2 separate regions of the Homo sapiens genome follow, and region 2 is linked to region 1. Evidence: chromatin loops called from intact Hi-C (ENCODE). Cell type or tissue: B cell. All regions are shown on one strand. Region 1 has its middle 14 kb from the start of LINC01767. Region 2 overlaps PLPP3 (phospholipid phosphatase 3).

Region 1 (8,000 bases):
CCCAATTAAGATAGCAGCACGTGATTCCTAGCTCACAGCATGGATAAAACACCAACATTTCCCTCCATTGTGACTCTGCTTTTCTTTTTTCTTCAAATAGATTTAAGATCTGTGGTTGGATTAAGATCAGCTGACTCTCACCGACCTGGGAGCCATCCTGTCTCCTCACTAATCCTCTTGTCCCTATCTTAAACTTTAACTCTCAGAGGATAATTTTGTCACATTTCCAAGGTCTCTCAAGGAGTTCCTTGTGATCCTGCGTACTGGTAACAATGGTTCTCCTTAAAAATAGTCTGCTACAGTGAAATGAACATAAAAATCTATAGTCTAGAAACCCAAGTTAAAAATAAACTCAGACGCTTTGACTTTGATAAAATGAACGTCATCATCTGTTAAATGAGAATGAAATGCTAATAACTACTCCTCCAGCATAGCGGCAAGGGTCAAGTGAGGTCAGGAGTGTTGTCTACCCCATACAACATGTTAGGCATTATTTTTCTTCTTCTTATAGTCTGGGAATAAGAAAGACACAATTTGACTCTCATTAAAGCAGTTTGTAATTGACGCAAGCAGAAAAACCACCTTTCAAATATGAGACAGGATGAAACACTCAGCCACTAAGGAGCTGTCCTCTTCCAGACCATCCACATCTCTTTTGTATCTGAAATACTGGCCCCAGAATTCCCTAGAGGATATGTCTGAGGAAACATTTGGATGAATTTCCTAAAGACCCGTCTGGGGAGAGGTTCAATGTTTTTGCCCCATCTTGCATATAAACTTGAAGTTTCAGTGATATGAAAGCCAAGAATTGGGTGGAGATTCAACCAGAAAATAGCCAGACTTTCTAGATACCAGAAGGAGTTCACTTGGGGTTGGACTGATTTAGCCATCATGTAGTAGCAGACACATGGATTTTTTTTAATGAGTACTAACCAGCCCACTCCTCGTAGAGTATGAACAGTATTTGGCAAATGAATCTACCAGCTAGATGGTCATCATCTGGGGTCAGCTTGAAAGTGGCCACCCAAAAAAAAAAAAAAAAAAAAAAAAAACGCGAGGTCCTTGCAAAATAACAGCTGTTTTTAACTGCAGAATGGTATGCTGTTGAAACCAAAGCAGATGTTGTCTTATAGCTTTTTCATTCTATGACCAGCATTGACTCTGATGCCTCATACTTCCTAACATTGCTTCAGCAAGATAGATCTTGTGACCATAATCCCCTGGTGCCAAGATCATTTTCTGTCTTCTTATCTTTGCTCATCCTGTTATCTGTCAACAATTAGCAGGGAAGGAGGGAACACAGTGTCTTATCTATAAATCCCTAGTATCTAGCATGGTATCTAGGGCAAGAAGTAGCTTGAGTGTTGGGTGGGTGAATGAGTCAGTGAATGAATAAATGGCAAGTAAACAAATGACTAAATTAGTGAATGAATAAATGGCAAGTAAACAAATGACTAAATTAGTGAATGAATAAATTAATAGAAGCCTGTGCTTTCCTTCCTCAAATATAAACTAATTGACTTTCTTATTTTATTCTACTATGGACCAAACTGTGTGATTTTGATCACACAGTAGGAAAATACATCATTGAAACCTAAAAGATCAAAACAAGTTTTATATTTATTGGGTTTAATTCCCAACTGTCCAGTGATAGCCTAGGAAGCCTGGCCCCAGAACTAAGCTCTAGGTACACTGATTAGGTATGAGCTCTGAACAGCAACCCATTCCCTTAAGGTGATGGATTGATTTTTAATCAATGGAGACATCAGGTTGTGTCTCCATGATGAATGACCTAAGTCAATGCCACTTCTCTTCTTATGTCAGAACAGGATCCACAGAGACAAAAACAAACTGATATTTTTCAAGTGCCCAGATCCCTGTGCGTTTCTGACAACTGCTGTGTAATATAAACATCGTTATCCTTCATTTTACTGCTGAGAAAGCTGAGTATTCAAGAGATGATGTGACTTGCCCAGAGGCACATCCTTAGTTCACGGATCTGAGGTCCCAATCTCGACCTGTCTTTGTTCTTTCCACCCAATACTTGAGACAGCTAGGCCAGTGATTCTCACACTTGAGATACCTGGGGGTATTTTTAAAAACAAATTTCTGAACTTTCCCCTCAGATGTTCTTATTTGATAGCTATGAGATGAGGATGAGAATTTGTATTTCTAACAAATTCCCCAATGAAGGTAATGATGGTGGTCCAGGGGTCACACTTTGAGAGCCATTAGCTAAAGTGTTAGAAAGAATTATTAACTATAGTTAATAGAAACCAAGTGGAAATAATGTGAGCCAAAAGGAGCATTTTATCATAAGAATGTAAGGGTATGTCCTGAAACACAAAGCAAGGAACATAATTTGGTATGTTCCAGAACATACCAAGTAGGTTCCAGAACAAGTAGGTTCTGGAACCAGAAACTTGTCTCTAACTCCATCTTTCATCTCTATTTCTCCGTGAAATGTGTTTCATTCCTTGCCCTGCACTTATACTTGTTTCCAAATCTGTCCTGTCCAGATAGACAACATGACTAGCAGCATCTTCTAAGGTTATACCATTCAGAGCCATCAGCCCAAAGGAAGTCTAAGCCTCTCTCACTAGATCGCTTCCAAATTCCCAGAGACTGACCTGAGTTCTTGACATTCTTGTGCACCCAACTATGGTATGAATGGGATTGTACAAAGTAGCTACCAGAGTCTCATCACTGTAAACATATAAGTTGATAAAGAAGGGTAGCTGGTGGAGAAAGAGATTAGATAGCAAACCCAATAGCTGCCCACGGGGGCTGGGGTGCATGAAGTATGCATACAGATAAGTAAGAAGTGAGGGAGTTCTCCTGAGCCAGCATACTGACTAGAACACAGGTGAACAATGGCTAGGAAGCCTTTCAGAACATGGTGCTATAGGCTTCAAAAATAACACTTTTCTCTTGGACTAGAGGAGATGCCATAAACAGTAAATCCATCTGGTTTGCAAATTCTCTTAAATAAGCCTATGCAGACAATTCCTAGGGCTAAATAGAGCCAGTTTTGTTTTCTTAGAAGGAGAACAATGGAATGTGGAATGTCAATCCAGTGCTGCTAGCCAAGCTGGGTCATGGAAAAGGCACAGAATACATTCATTAATGTTCTGCAAACCCACCCAATCCCCACCCCCTCCTTGCCGATCTTCACTCCACCCTGCAAGGGAAAAGCCTGAAGTTGCTAAAGAAGGGTTGAAACTGAACTTGAGGCAGATCCGGTCAGATGTGCAGTGAGGACTCACCACACAGGCACCAGCAAAGGCCCGGTACTCCATTTCCAAGAAGGAGGCATTTCCAGTAGATGCTGCTCTGTGTGTGGCTGAGCTAGGATTTCTTTCCCTGGGTTCCATAGAATAATAGCTGGGCAGCTCCTCTGAGTCACAAGTTTACTTGCTGGGAATTCCCATATTGGGAATCTGGAGAAAGAAAAGTGCTTGTGGGAGGCATAGTGGAAAGAACATTGAACTTAGGATCAAACCTTGGTAGATTCAACTGCTGGCCCTGACAAACCAAGAGACAAGAGACTGTCCCAAGTCAGTCAGTTAAACTCTCTGCACTTCCATCTCCTCCACTGAAATTGGGGAGCATAATTCTCAATGTCCGTTTGATTCACTACGTTGCTGCAAATAGCAGATGTGATTGGCTGAGAATGTCATGCATGAGGTTTAGCTGCTGGCCAGCACAAGACTACCACTGGCATATATGAATTATTTGAATTAGTAAAAGAAGCCCCTTCCTACATGTCAGGGCTCATGGCTTAGCAAGCTGAGTGTGGGCTGCATTTCACCTCTCAGCTAGGCACCCTTGCACAGTGTTAAAAGATAAACTGGGGCACATTAAAATAGTAAAGAGTTTATTTGAGCAAGCAGCAATTCATGAATTGGGCAGCTTCAGACTACAAGTGGTTTGTGGGCTCCACCAAAGTGGTGGAAGGGGTAGAATTTTATAGGGTGAATGTAGGCAGAGCAAAGAAATATATCAATTAGTTAAAGTTTAAACAATTGCCATATTTGGACTACCCTGGTAGGAAGTTCATGACAACATAACTAATGCCCAGTTGGTCACCTGTGATTGACTGAGCTTGAGTTTTGTTTTCTTTTAAATTCTGAGTTAGGTTTCAATTTGATTATGTAGGAGCCTGGAGCATCAGAACCACCTAGTCTAATGGCCTCCCATGTAATTATTTTAACAACACCTCCACAGTCTTTATGGTGGCCCCTGGGTCACGGTGCCTTCTATAAGAATAAGATAAATCTTCACAAGTATAGAAGCTTCAGGGAGGTCTCAATCAGCCAAGGTGGTAGCAAGAGGCAAGGAAAACAGTCAAGACAGCCACACCACTATTGTCCCAATCCAGGTTAAAAACATTTGTCCAGAATTCTCCCCAGGTAGAAACCCACCCCTGAATCAAAGGAGAAAGGCAGAGGAGAGAGTCATAAATTTGCTTACACTGATATACTTAGCTGGAAATTTCTGAGCCATCAAGAAAAAACATGGTCCTTTAGACCTTTCAAGGTGGCTGGTTTGAATTTGCATGTTTTCACAAAACCCCCTCCAGCATCTCCTTCCTGGGTCTTACTATATTAGGCCTATACTTACAGTTCTTTCGATTATCATGTCTATATCATGTGGATAGGAGTTTAGTGTTTAAAATTATGTAGGAGCTATGTATTCCCAGCATCTAGAGTCCACTAACCCCAGTGGGTGTTAAACCTACTTATCTTTTTTTTCCCCTTTGGACACCTATTTTCTTTTTACTTTCTTCTGCTTCTATCTTTGTCTAAAACACAATTAGACCTATATTTCTATTTAAATTTATGTTCTATTCCAATGCTCTACGTGGTTCCATTAGTCATGACGCCTGAACCTAGTACATGGAACCACAAAGAAGGGGCACACAGCACAATCATGTTCTTTGTGCACTTAGTTCTGAACTCCTTATCTTTTCCCCAAACCTCACTCTGCCTTGCTCTTGACCTAGATTCTGACTTTATTGCTTCTTTTTGATTTTTAATTTTATTTATTTATTTATTTATTTTGAGACAGAGTCTTGCTCTGTCGCCCAGGCTGGAGTGCAGCAGTGTGATCTCGGCTCACTGCAGCCTCTGCTTCCTGAGTTCAAGTGATTCTCCTGCCTCAGCCTCCTGATTGGCTGGGATTACAGGTGCATACCACTATGCCTGGCTAATTTTTGTATTTTTAGTAGAGATGGGATTTCCCCAAGTTGGCCAGGCTGGTCTCAAACACCTGACCTCAAGTGATCTGCCTGCCTCAGCCTCCCAAACTGCTGGGATTATAGGCTTGAGCCACTGCACCCAACTTATTGCTTATTTTTCATTTATATCTTCACCTTTCTAATGAGCTTGATCCTCTATACCTTCCCCGCTACTAAAGATATTGATATCACCTCCCAGATGACATCATACTAGTTCTCTCCTCACAGGCTGATTTTCGGGTAAATACCTCTCCTGGTTTGGCTGTGCTCTGGAGGCCTCCCACTTTCATCAAACCCCCTTCTCCAATGAGTTATATGCCCAAGAGGCCACTCACCCTCATAAATAGGAAGAGAATAAGTAGAACTTAGGGGAAAATCTTGGTGAAATTTGGAAGGAGCAGGAAGGTGTGCCTGCTTCATGAGGGGAGAACCCGCACCCATATCCTTGGGAAGAAAGAGATCATGAACTTCCTGGAAGTAGAGCCTGAACTCTATACTAGGAGTGGACTAGTGGAAAGCCCTCCACCAGAAGACAAGTTGTAGGAGGCCCAAGAGAGATGTAAGTATGTTCCATATAGAGTCAAGTGAAAAATCAATATAGGTACTCTTTAAAGTTGATTATCTGGCTGGGTGTGGTGGCTCATGCCTGTAATCCCAGCACTTTGGGAGGCCGAGGCAGGTGGATCACTTGAGGTCAGAAGTTCAAGACCAGCCTGGCCAACATGGTGAAACCCCATCTCTACTAAAATACAAAAATTACCCAGGCATGGTGGCACATGCCTGTAGTCCCAGCTACTTGGGAGGCTGAGGCACTAGAATCACTTGAACCTGGGAGGCAGAGGTTGCAGTAAGCTGAGATCATGCCACTGCACTCCAGCATGGGCAACAGAGTGACATACCATCTCAATAAAATTTAGTTTAACTTAAAGGTTGAATTAAACTAAAGAGTTTTTGCATGGCAAAAGGAACAGTCAGAAGAGTAAGCAGACAACCCATAGAGTGGGAGAAAACCTTCACAATCTATACATCTGACAAAGGACTAATATCCAGAATCTACAGTGAACTCAAACAAATTAGCAAGAAAAAAACAAGCAAATCCATCAAAAAGGGGCTAAGGACATGAATAGACAATTCTCAAAAGAAGATATACAAATGTCTAACAAAGATATGAAAAAATACTCAACATCACTAATGATCAGGGAAATGCAAATCAAAACTACAATGCGATACCGCCTTACTCTCACAGAATGGCCACAGTCAAAAATAATAATAATAATAATAATAGATGTTGGCGTGGATATGGTGAACAGGGAACACTTATACACTACTAGTGGCAATGTAAACTTCTAGAAGCACTATGGAAAACAGTGTGGAGATTCCTTAAGGAACTGAAAGTAGAACCGCCAGTTGATCCAGCAATCCCTCTACTGGTTATTTACCCAGAGGAAAATGAGTCATTATACAAAAAAGATACTTGCACACACATGTATATAGCAGCACAATTCACAGTTGCGAAAATGTGGAACCAACCCAAATGCCCATCAATCAACGAGTAGATAAGGAAACTGTGGTGTATATATATATGATGGAATACTACTCAGCTATAAAAAGGAATGAATTAATGGCATTTGCAGCAACCTGGATGAGATTGGGGACTATTATACTAAGTGAAGTAAATCAGAAATGGACAATCAAACATTGTATGTTCTCACTCATAAGTGGGAGCTAAGCTATGAGGATGCAAACACGTAAGAATGACATATAGACTTTGGGGACTCAGGGGGAAAGGGTGGGAAGGGGGTGAGTGATAAAAGAATACAAATTGGGTGCAATGTATACTGCTTAGGTGATGGGTGCGCCAAAATCTCATAAATCACCACTAAAGAACCTACTCATGTAACCAAACACCACGTGTTCCCCAATAACCTATGGAAATAAAAATAAAAGTTTTGACTTCAGAAAAAAAAAGTTGATTGTCAGTTAATGCTTTCTGGATTATGTCGCCTATATCTTTTTAAGCTCTGTATGTCTTTCTTCAATTCTTGACTGTTTCTGACAACTGGGATTCTCCCTGCTTCCAGGATTGTTCCACTCAAATTCAGCCTCAGAAGTAGCCAGAGACCTTGCTATTTGCTTGCTGAGAACCCATCAGTGGTTTCCTGTCTCCCGCATGGTGAAGCCTCAGCTCCTTGGTCTGGACACACGCCCTGCAGGATTCAGGCCTGCCTACTTATCTTATTAGGCAGCTGTCTCCATCACAAGACTGTCAGTCCCTTGAAAGCAGGGACTTAATCTTTTTCATTTCTGTGTTCCTATCACTGAGTGCCACACCTGACACATAATGGACACTCCAAATGATGATTGTATCAATTGATGAATTAATCGGTATCATACATAAGTGCTCCCAGTCGAAATCCAATTCTGAGTATTTAATGTCTCATCTTTCTGTGAGAAACAAATCAAGGTGCTTCATTGTTTTCAACCCCATCAGTGGGCCCGGACCTTGCCAAAGCAAACCACAGGCCTGAGGGATTCTGCCAACAGGACTCCCTCCCACATCCATGTCTGTAAGACTGAGGTCCTTGAAAACTTAGCCTGCTCAGCTGTAGAAGTGGAAAATATCTAGTAGCCGCTAAGAGCCTGCAGCCAAGGAGATGTTTTTCTAGTCTGAACCCACACACCCAGATAGCCCCAGGGGACACTGAGGCCAAATGAACGTCCGCTCACACAGGAACTTGACTCCCCATGGAGGCCACCCTAA
Region 2 (8,000 bases), 130 kb after region 1:
AAACTAGAAAGTAAAATAACTTCTGCTAAGGCAGTGGCAGCGCTCAGAATTAAACCTAACTTTTCTAGCTAACCTCTTTTTCAAGGATTTCACAGTGATGGCATGCCCCTAAACTATTTTGAGGGCTATCATATCAGAAGGGATCGAAGCTGGAACTGAGCACTGCTCAAATCAAAGGGTGGGTACTTACCACCAAATACAGCATAGTGTACATGGAGAAGGAGGCATGGCCAGAGAAGAAGGACTTCCTGCAAGAGCAAGAGAGGGCCATGAAAGGGCCGTATTCACATCCCTGATACACACTTGTCTGTCTGTCTTCCCTCCCTAGACTGTAACCTTGAGAGCAGGCACTAGGCCCTGTTCATTTTTGCATCCTTGGTAGTGCTTTGGACCCATGCCTGGAACATAGCAGGCACCTATGAATTCATGAATAAACAAAAGAATGAATGAATGAATGTACCTACCCATGCTATATCGGAAGTATTGATTTACATATCTGTCTCAATCATCTGACTGTGAGTTCCTCAAGAATAGGAACTATGCCTTATTCACCCATCTAAACCAGGGCCCAGCTAGTAAGTGCTCACTGAACTGCACTGTATGAAAGGGGTCCAGGCTCTGGCCATGCGGAGGTGGTGTCTCACCTGGCTTCCTGGACTTTGCTGTCATCACCTCTGCATCTGTAGTTCTGAATGTAGCCTTCAGAGCAGTTGATCTGGCTGAAATCAGGGTTGCAGACACTCAAGAAGTGAGGACGCAGGCGCCCTATGGACACTTTGGCAATGTCTGTGAAAGACTGGCTGATGGCACAGCCAAAGAGGAAGCAGCCCACTTGCTTATAGAGTGCTGCCACGTAGGGGTTCTGAATCGTCGACCGCGACTTCTTCAGGTAATAGATCCGGTAGAATTCCCCCGTGATGATCTAAAAGGAATCCAACAGGGGAATTAGGCAGTATCAAGATTCATCATCAACACTGATGCCGTAACGGATATTCAACAACACAGGAGAATATTCAGTATTTGCAAAGGAGTGTCCTAATTTTCTATTTATGAAATATACAGACACAAATATGCACAGAAGAAAAGATCAAAGCGCTAATATAGTTGGGTGTTTTAAGCCCCTTTGTAACAACAAAAATATACAACCAAATATATTTATATGTATATATGTGTATGTGTGTGTGTGTGTGTGTGTGTGTGTATCTTTTTTTTTAAGGGAGAGACAAGAACTTAACTATAGAAAAGAAATACTAAATGAAGAATCAACGACAAGGTAAAGGGTAGCTATGATGTCACAGGGTCTGAGCAAATCTCGAGATTCTGAGATTTGGGGTAAAGGATCACCAACAATGACCTGACTCTAGTAAGGGCCTCAGCCTTGTGCTGACATTGGCCATGGTGAGAGTTTCTGTAAGAAGAGCTGGACACACCATGGTTAAGTCCTGGGGAATTCAGACTCTGCCACCAATCTGGTATCCTTCAGCAATAATCTACATCCTCCAAGCTTTGGCCTTCTGCTCCATAAAAGGAGGCTGCTCACCTTTGCAGTTGTTGGTTCAAATAGGATAACATGAATGGGAAATGACCTGGATCACAGAAAGTGATGCTTTTACTTTTTAGAAGCAGAGTGTGATGAATAGAATACCAGTCTAACAACTAAGAAACTTGTAGTACGATGCCCTTCAGTGTTTGTGAATTTCCTCCAGTCAGCCTGTGCTGTCTTCTCTGAGCCTGACGATCCTTCTCAAATCTTTCTTGATTTTCATACTGTATCTATGATATGATGCTTAGAGGAGATTTATCACTACTGAAAATAATCCACCAATTACTGATTACCTATTATATACCAGACATTGCTTTTATATTCTTTATGTCACGAAATCCTGATGCTCAAGATAGATATAGTGACATCATTTACATTAAGGATGGGGGACAGCTGATGTTCTGTAAGGTAAATGCCTATGATGTGCACAACCACACACCCTGCTGCCTTTGTCTTAACTCCACAGCCCAGCCATGGCCACTTCCTGCTTGTAACCACAGCCCAGAGACAGTGATGGTCAACTCATCACTCACCACAAAAGTCCCTTCACACTTCCTCCCAGGGCAGGATGATGAGTTACACTTGCCCTTTCAGAGGGAAGAGAGCATGTGCACAGCCACAAGGGAAGCAATAGTCTGGCATATCCGGACACTCCTTTGCAAAGGCTCCCAATATTCTTTTACAGTGGAGGAAAGCATCAAGGCATGAGGTCTGATCAAGGTCCTCAAGGGCTCCAAAGTCTGGGGGAGGACGACCACGTAGGAAGGAAACACCAGCTGGGCCCAGGGACAAACAGGTGCAGCAGTGAGAACAGCTATTATCACTGCCAACATTGACACAGTGACTCTGTGTTCATAAATGCTTTATATATAAGAGCTACATTTTGTTTTCCCAGAACATATTGAGTACAATTCTGTATTAGAGGAACATAGGCAAAGGCCACTCTAGCCAGCATCTTGGCATAGCCGTTTCCTGAGAGAGCAAAACTAGTATGGGACCCTGCATAGATGCTCAAAGACTATCAGTTGAAGGAACAAATGAAGGAAAGGGAGCAGGACGGTAGTCCTCAGAGTTGCCTTATTACAAAATTGGAAGTATCCCCTCAACATTACCAAGAATGCTTTGATAACACGTTGCAGAGATTAAACTCCAGGAAGCATGGCAAGTCATTAATGAAAGGGACCATTATATTTAGAAGAAACTTAGGTCCAAATTAGCTCCCATCTAAAGATTAAACCCAGGTGCACTGACTCCCTGCCCAGCATTCTTTCCTACCATTCATGATCTAATTCCCCTTTTGAACCTGTTTATACATTTACCCTATGTAACCTCACAGGCAAACAAGTTCCAGATGTTTATTACCACAATCATGTTCTCTTAATCTTTTTTATTCTTCCTTATTTATAAGTCATATGAGATTTTTTATGCAGGAGGAAGAGCACTGAACTAGGAGTCAAGTAGCCGAGGTTCAAGTCCCTACTTGTTTAGTGAATTTGGGATAAATTGGTTTCTGCATTTGCAAAACGAGGGTGCTAGACTCTGATTTATGACTTCATAACTGCAATGACATTTATTCTCAACTTTCCTGGGCTACGTCCACCATCCACCACTAGCCTGCCAACCAAGCACAGGTAATAAGCAATGGCAGAGGAAAGTTACTTGCTCAGAGATGACACCAGAAGCAGGGAGCAGAACCAAGGCCCCAGATAAAATCCCTGACCTCAGATTGCTCTCTGGTTCCCTGAACCAGACACTGCTACAGATTAAGGAACTGTTTCTAAGCAGGTGTGGCCTGAGGATCAGTCAACACGATTTCCTGTTTGATGCTGAGAAAGAACATGTGAGTTTCCAATGCAAATTAGCATCTCTTTTATGAATTTACTGATTAATCTCAGATGAGTCACCTTTCTGCTCCAGTTACTTTAGGGAGACGGGGTTTGATTACAATTCAGGGATTCTTTTCAGCTCTAATGTCCCATCTCTAAAACTTCCATTTTTAGTGTCACAGTCTTAAGATAGTAAATTGCAAAGTAAAATGTTTCCTTCACTCAAGGGAAAACAAGGAGATGAAAAGAACATTTTGCAGTACCTCAAATTCCTAATAATAATGTTAACAGCAGCCATCTCTTACATTTATTTTGTACTGTAGTTTCATTGAATCTTCTCTGTGAAGAAGATATTCCATTCTACAGATGGAGATACTAAGGCTCTGGGAGACAGTGACTTTTCTGAAGGATTTGAGGCCAGTAAGTGACAGAGTTAAGAGTAGAGCCCAGGTATTCTGACTCTTAAGCTCAAAGACCCACAGCAGACTACACTGAGATAATTTTATCATTTCTATTGTTATTAAAACCAATTTCCACTGCAGAAGAGCAATTGCAGATTTTTAAGGAGAGGGCCAGGCTGAAGCCATTTAGCAGACACATGACTCCAGGACCACATGGCTTCTGGGGCAGCCTTGACAGATTTTAGAGTGAATGAGCAACAAATTATGTATTTTCTCTATCCCCTTGTACAGAAGGGTCAGGGAGTCGACAACACAGCCATAAATCATCATTATGAACCAGGCGGACTTGGCTTCTTGTAATCCTAACCCTTAAAAGTCTATTTAATGAAATTTGGGTTGTGAAAGGCAGCCTGAATACCTCACCTCTACAGACGAGGCGAAGGCTTAAATTGTTCTCCGACACGTTACACACCTAACTCTCGAGTCCCAGATTTACTGCTTTCGGACTTTATTCATTACTCACAATGTTTTTATTCCTGGGTAAGAAAATAAGCTCTTCCCTCCCCCTCCTCCTACAAAGACTCTGTCCCCACTCCCAGACTCCTGCCCCTAGAGCCCTCATTTCTGCCTCAGTCAGCAAGGTTCTGATATGTAAATTTCACTGCTGAGAAAAATGCCTTCAATGTTGATCCCTTTCTGAAACAGCAAGCAACAGATTCTGGGGGTGATGGCAGGCTGCCAGGCAAGCAGAGAATTCTCCCCTACCTGCCTTTTAAAGCACTTGGCACAGAATCTGGAAACTAATAAAATGGGAAAGCATTGCAATTAAGCTACAAGGGGACAGAAAGGGATCAGTCCTTGCCTGAGAAGGGCTGCAGTTTGGAGAGAGGTTGGCTCCAACTGCAAGACAGCTCCTCTTCCTGTCTTTTCTGGTGAAAAAGAGCTCAACTGCCCACATATTTACAAATATTTAACTGTTATGGAGAGGAAATATGAAGAAAAATTAGGATAGATTTTTGGGAAAAGATAGAGCAAGAGGTGGTGAAAGAAGCAACAACGTTGTAGCCAGAAAAACCTGTCTGAATCTTGTCTATTACCTTAGGCATGTGACTTTACCTCTCTGGGCTTAGATGTCCTCATCTATAAAATAAGGTTAATAATATCTATGTGGCAGGATTGCCAGGGAATTAGATAAGGTGATATGTCAATCGCCTGGCACCTAGCAGGAGAGCCCTCCAAAAGTTAACTTTTTTCTTCCCTCCATTGAAGAGGAAAGCAAACAAACAAATAAAAAACATGTTTTGTAGAGAGTATCTCTTCCAAGAGCTCCTTGGACGATACCATACCTAAATGAAGAGTTTGGAAATACCACCCCTCCAGGGTAGGACCAGAAAATGTATGTATGGATGACATTGCTTTTGATCATTTTATCTAGTATGTATTTTTCAGCAGATCAAGACAGAAGCAAAGTCTAAACCCAAAGCAGAAGGGACAACCCTACTCTACTGTTTTGTGTTATTTTTAACATTCCACTCTATTTGTAAATTATCCCAAGAAAAGTAATATTTTTGCACAGCAGCCTAACAATCTCTTTCAGAGACTGAGAACTCATCTTCCACCGCTGAGTCTGAAGGACAAACTTTCCTATACTCTGATCTGCTTTAATAATATTGGCTTAGTACTTTACAGCTTTCAAAGCACTTTCACATCCACTATACTGTTTGCTTCTCACAACACCATATGAATTACTAAATTATTACCAACACTTATATAAATGAGTATGATGAAGGCCAGAGAGGGCAGTGAATCACTCTGATAAAAATGAGACAGCAAGAAGACCATCACTGAAGCTGGGGCTTCCTCCTTCTAATTCCTGTGCTGTTCCCAATGGCATCGAGCTGGCTTTCTCTTAGAAGTCCTACTAGGCAGTAGTATGTATGTCTCCAGAGAGACATATGTTCACAGAACACCCAGTAAGGGCCTGCCATCTTGAAAGGCACCTGCACCTCTAAGTTCCTGCTAGCCACAGAGGGTCAAGTTGTTCTTTTACATCTCGGTTACATGAATTGATGAACTTCTTTTGCCCAGAAAAGATTAATTCAACAAACTGTTGATGATGGAGAATCGTGAAGGGAGAATCACATTTCTCACTTTAGTTCTCAGTCCCAAAGGAAAGGAAAAATATAATGTACTGGGTCCTGTTTCTAAGGATGGAGACAGATGTATGGCTGTATTTTCTCTGGCACTGACTGCTCCATCTACTGCAATAAAGTGCAGCGTCTTTAGTAACTAGAAATAGTTGATTGGAAATTTATTCTCTGATTCTTCTGTCACTTGGTTATCATCTTCAGCCTTTTTCAGAAGATCAGTGCCTCACTGTCTGGGAAAGGTAATGAAGACATAGATCTGTCCAAAGACACCAGTATAATTTCTGGGCTTTATGGGTAAGTCAGAACTCCAATATCTAGAATAAAGACAGCAAAGAGGCCAGAGAGGGGCTACAGAAGTTATTTATGGTTGAAATTAGCAGTGGCTGCCCTGTGCCCACAAGTCTCATGAAGAAGAGAGTCTGAGGCATAAAGCATCATTGTTTTCCCAAAAGTCAGGGACTCAGAGTCATGGGCCTCCTGAATGCCCAACTCTGCCAGTCCATGCAAGAATCTCCTGGCTGTTCTTTCTGCAGCATTGCCTACTGCAACCTCTTACTCTTTTTTTTTTTTTTTACCTTGAATTTCCTAGGCTTCCTTAATATCACACCACCATGCTTTTGTTACTATTTCTAAATGTATGTCTGCTTCTTCTAGTGGTTCCACATCTGACTTCTACCCAATAAATGTGGGTCTTCCCTAGGATTGTGTTCCTGGCTTTCTGCTGTGATCTCAGCTGCTTCAATAGCTTCAATTGTTACCTCTGTGAAGATGACCTTCAAAAGGGCATCTCTCTGTCTCTCTCTAGCTTCAGCCTACCCCTTTCCCCTAATTGGCCCAATTCCAATCTTCTGCTAACTCTCCCACCTGGAGATGTTAGTACCATTTCAAATTAACCAAGTCTAAGGTCACACCCATTCCCACTCCTGTCCCAAACTTCACTTCTCTTCCCTCTAGTTCTGCTCAAGATGCCACCAAGCATATGACTGACAAAGATGTGCAATCTTAGACTCCTTCCTCTCCCTTATCCCATTGTCCATCCGGCTTTTGCAAGGTCTTTTGCATCCATCTTTTTCTATTTCCCTTGCATTGCCACCACTGTGGTTCAGGCCTCATCTTTACCTTAATTAGAAAATTGACCAAGCTCACTTAAAATACTCTCATCAACCTCTAGCCAATTAGCTGGAGTAAAAATTCCTCAGCATTCAAGGGTCTTCACGATCTTGCCACAATCTTCTTTTCCTGCTGTAACCTTGTCTACTCCCTTATATTCCATTCATTCAGCCAAACAGGTCTGCTCTACATTCCCTGAAAACACTTCATTGTTTTGAAGTCTCTAAAATGGCTGAAGCCACTCCTTCTGCCTAGGTCAGGTTCTCTGACGAAAATCCTACTTATGCCTTAAAGTAGAGCTCAAGTGCCAACTAGTGTTCTGGGTTAGAGTTTGGCTCTTTGACTTATGAGTCTTGTACAACTGAGCTCTCTAAGTCTCAGTTTCCTTATCTCTAAAAATGAAGATGATGACAGTATCAAAAGCAGGGTTGTGGTGAAAATTATATGAGACGAGTGCTCAGTGAATAATGATGATGATGAAGCCTTGGCATAAGCCTTAGCCTTAAGTGCTCTTCCTCTGAACTCCCATAGCACTTTATTTAGACCTCAGACAATCTGCAGCATCTGATATGTTTCGTCCTTGAAGCTCTCCCCTCCCTAGCAGCCACCACCATGCACTGCCCTGACTCTCCTCTTATTCTCAGACTAATTATTTCCTTTCCTTGAGGGTCTAATCCTATAGTCAGACTTGTACTTGTCTTGAATTCCCTTTAAACCATAAGATCCAAAGGCAAGATCTGTATTTTACACATCAGCTTATAGGCCAAGGTGCCTACCACAAAGCCTGCTTGCTATAAGGGAGGTATCACCCGGCACCTACCTACACACAGCAGGTGATCACCATCTCTACAAACCATTGATGCACACTGTCAATCTTGGGCAGTCATCTGCCCAGTGGTCTAGATGTTTTATCTTCCTCCATACATTTAACTCTCCAAGCCCAGTAACTAAAAGCTTTTATAGCTAACTA

Evidence for each region. Peaks named below come from ENCODE experiments on the same cell type or tissue, not always from the same donor. Only the 100,000 strongest peaks of a DNase experiment are listed, where the experiment ranks them.
Region 2: a loop joins it to region 1, with 2.6 times the contacts of the local background. A loop is called at or near these places in 2 of 110 quality-filtered maps.

What each region holds. Positions count from the first base shown.
Region 1 is chr1:56,396,828-56,404,827 of GRCh38, forward strand. No RefSeq gene overlaps it. Among named protein-coding and RNA genes, the nearest start is that of LINC01767, 14 kb to the right of the region's middle. In B cell, no CTCF peak of the experiment used is centred here; a DNase peak (open chromatin) is centred at 4,574; H3K27ac peaks cover 393 bases.
Region 2 is chr1:56,523,633-56,531,632 of GRCh38, forward strand. PLPP3 (phospholipid phosphatase 3) reads right to left here. Exons shown (of 6, transcript NM_003713.5): 3 at 645-922; 4 at 191-248. Among named protein-coding and RNA genes, the nearest start is that of PLPP3, 52 kb to the right of the region's middle. RefSeq lists enhancers at 2,099-2,378, 7,691-8,000. In B cell, no CTCF peak of the experiment used is centred here; DNase peaks (open chromatin) are centred at 829, 2,169 and 3,329; H3K4me3 peaks cover 359 bases; H3K27ac peaks cover 1,434 bases.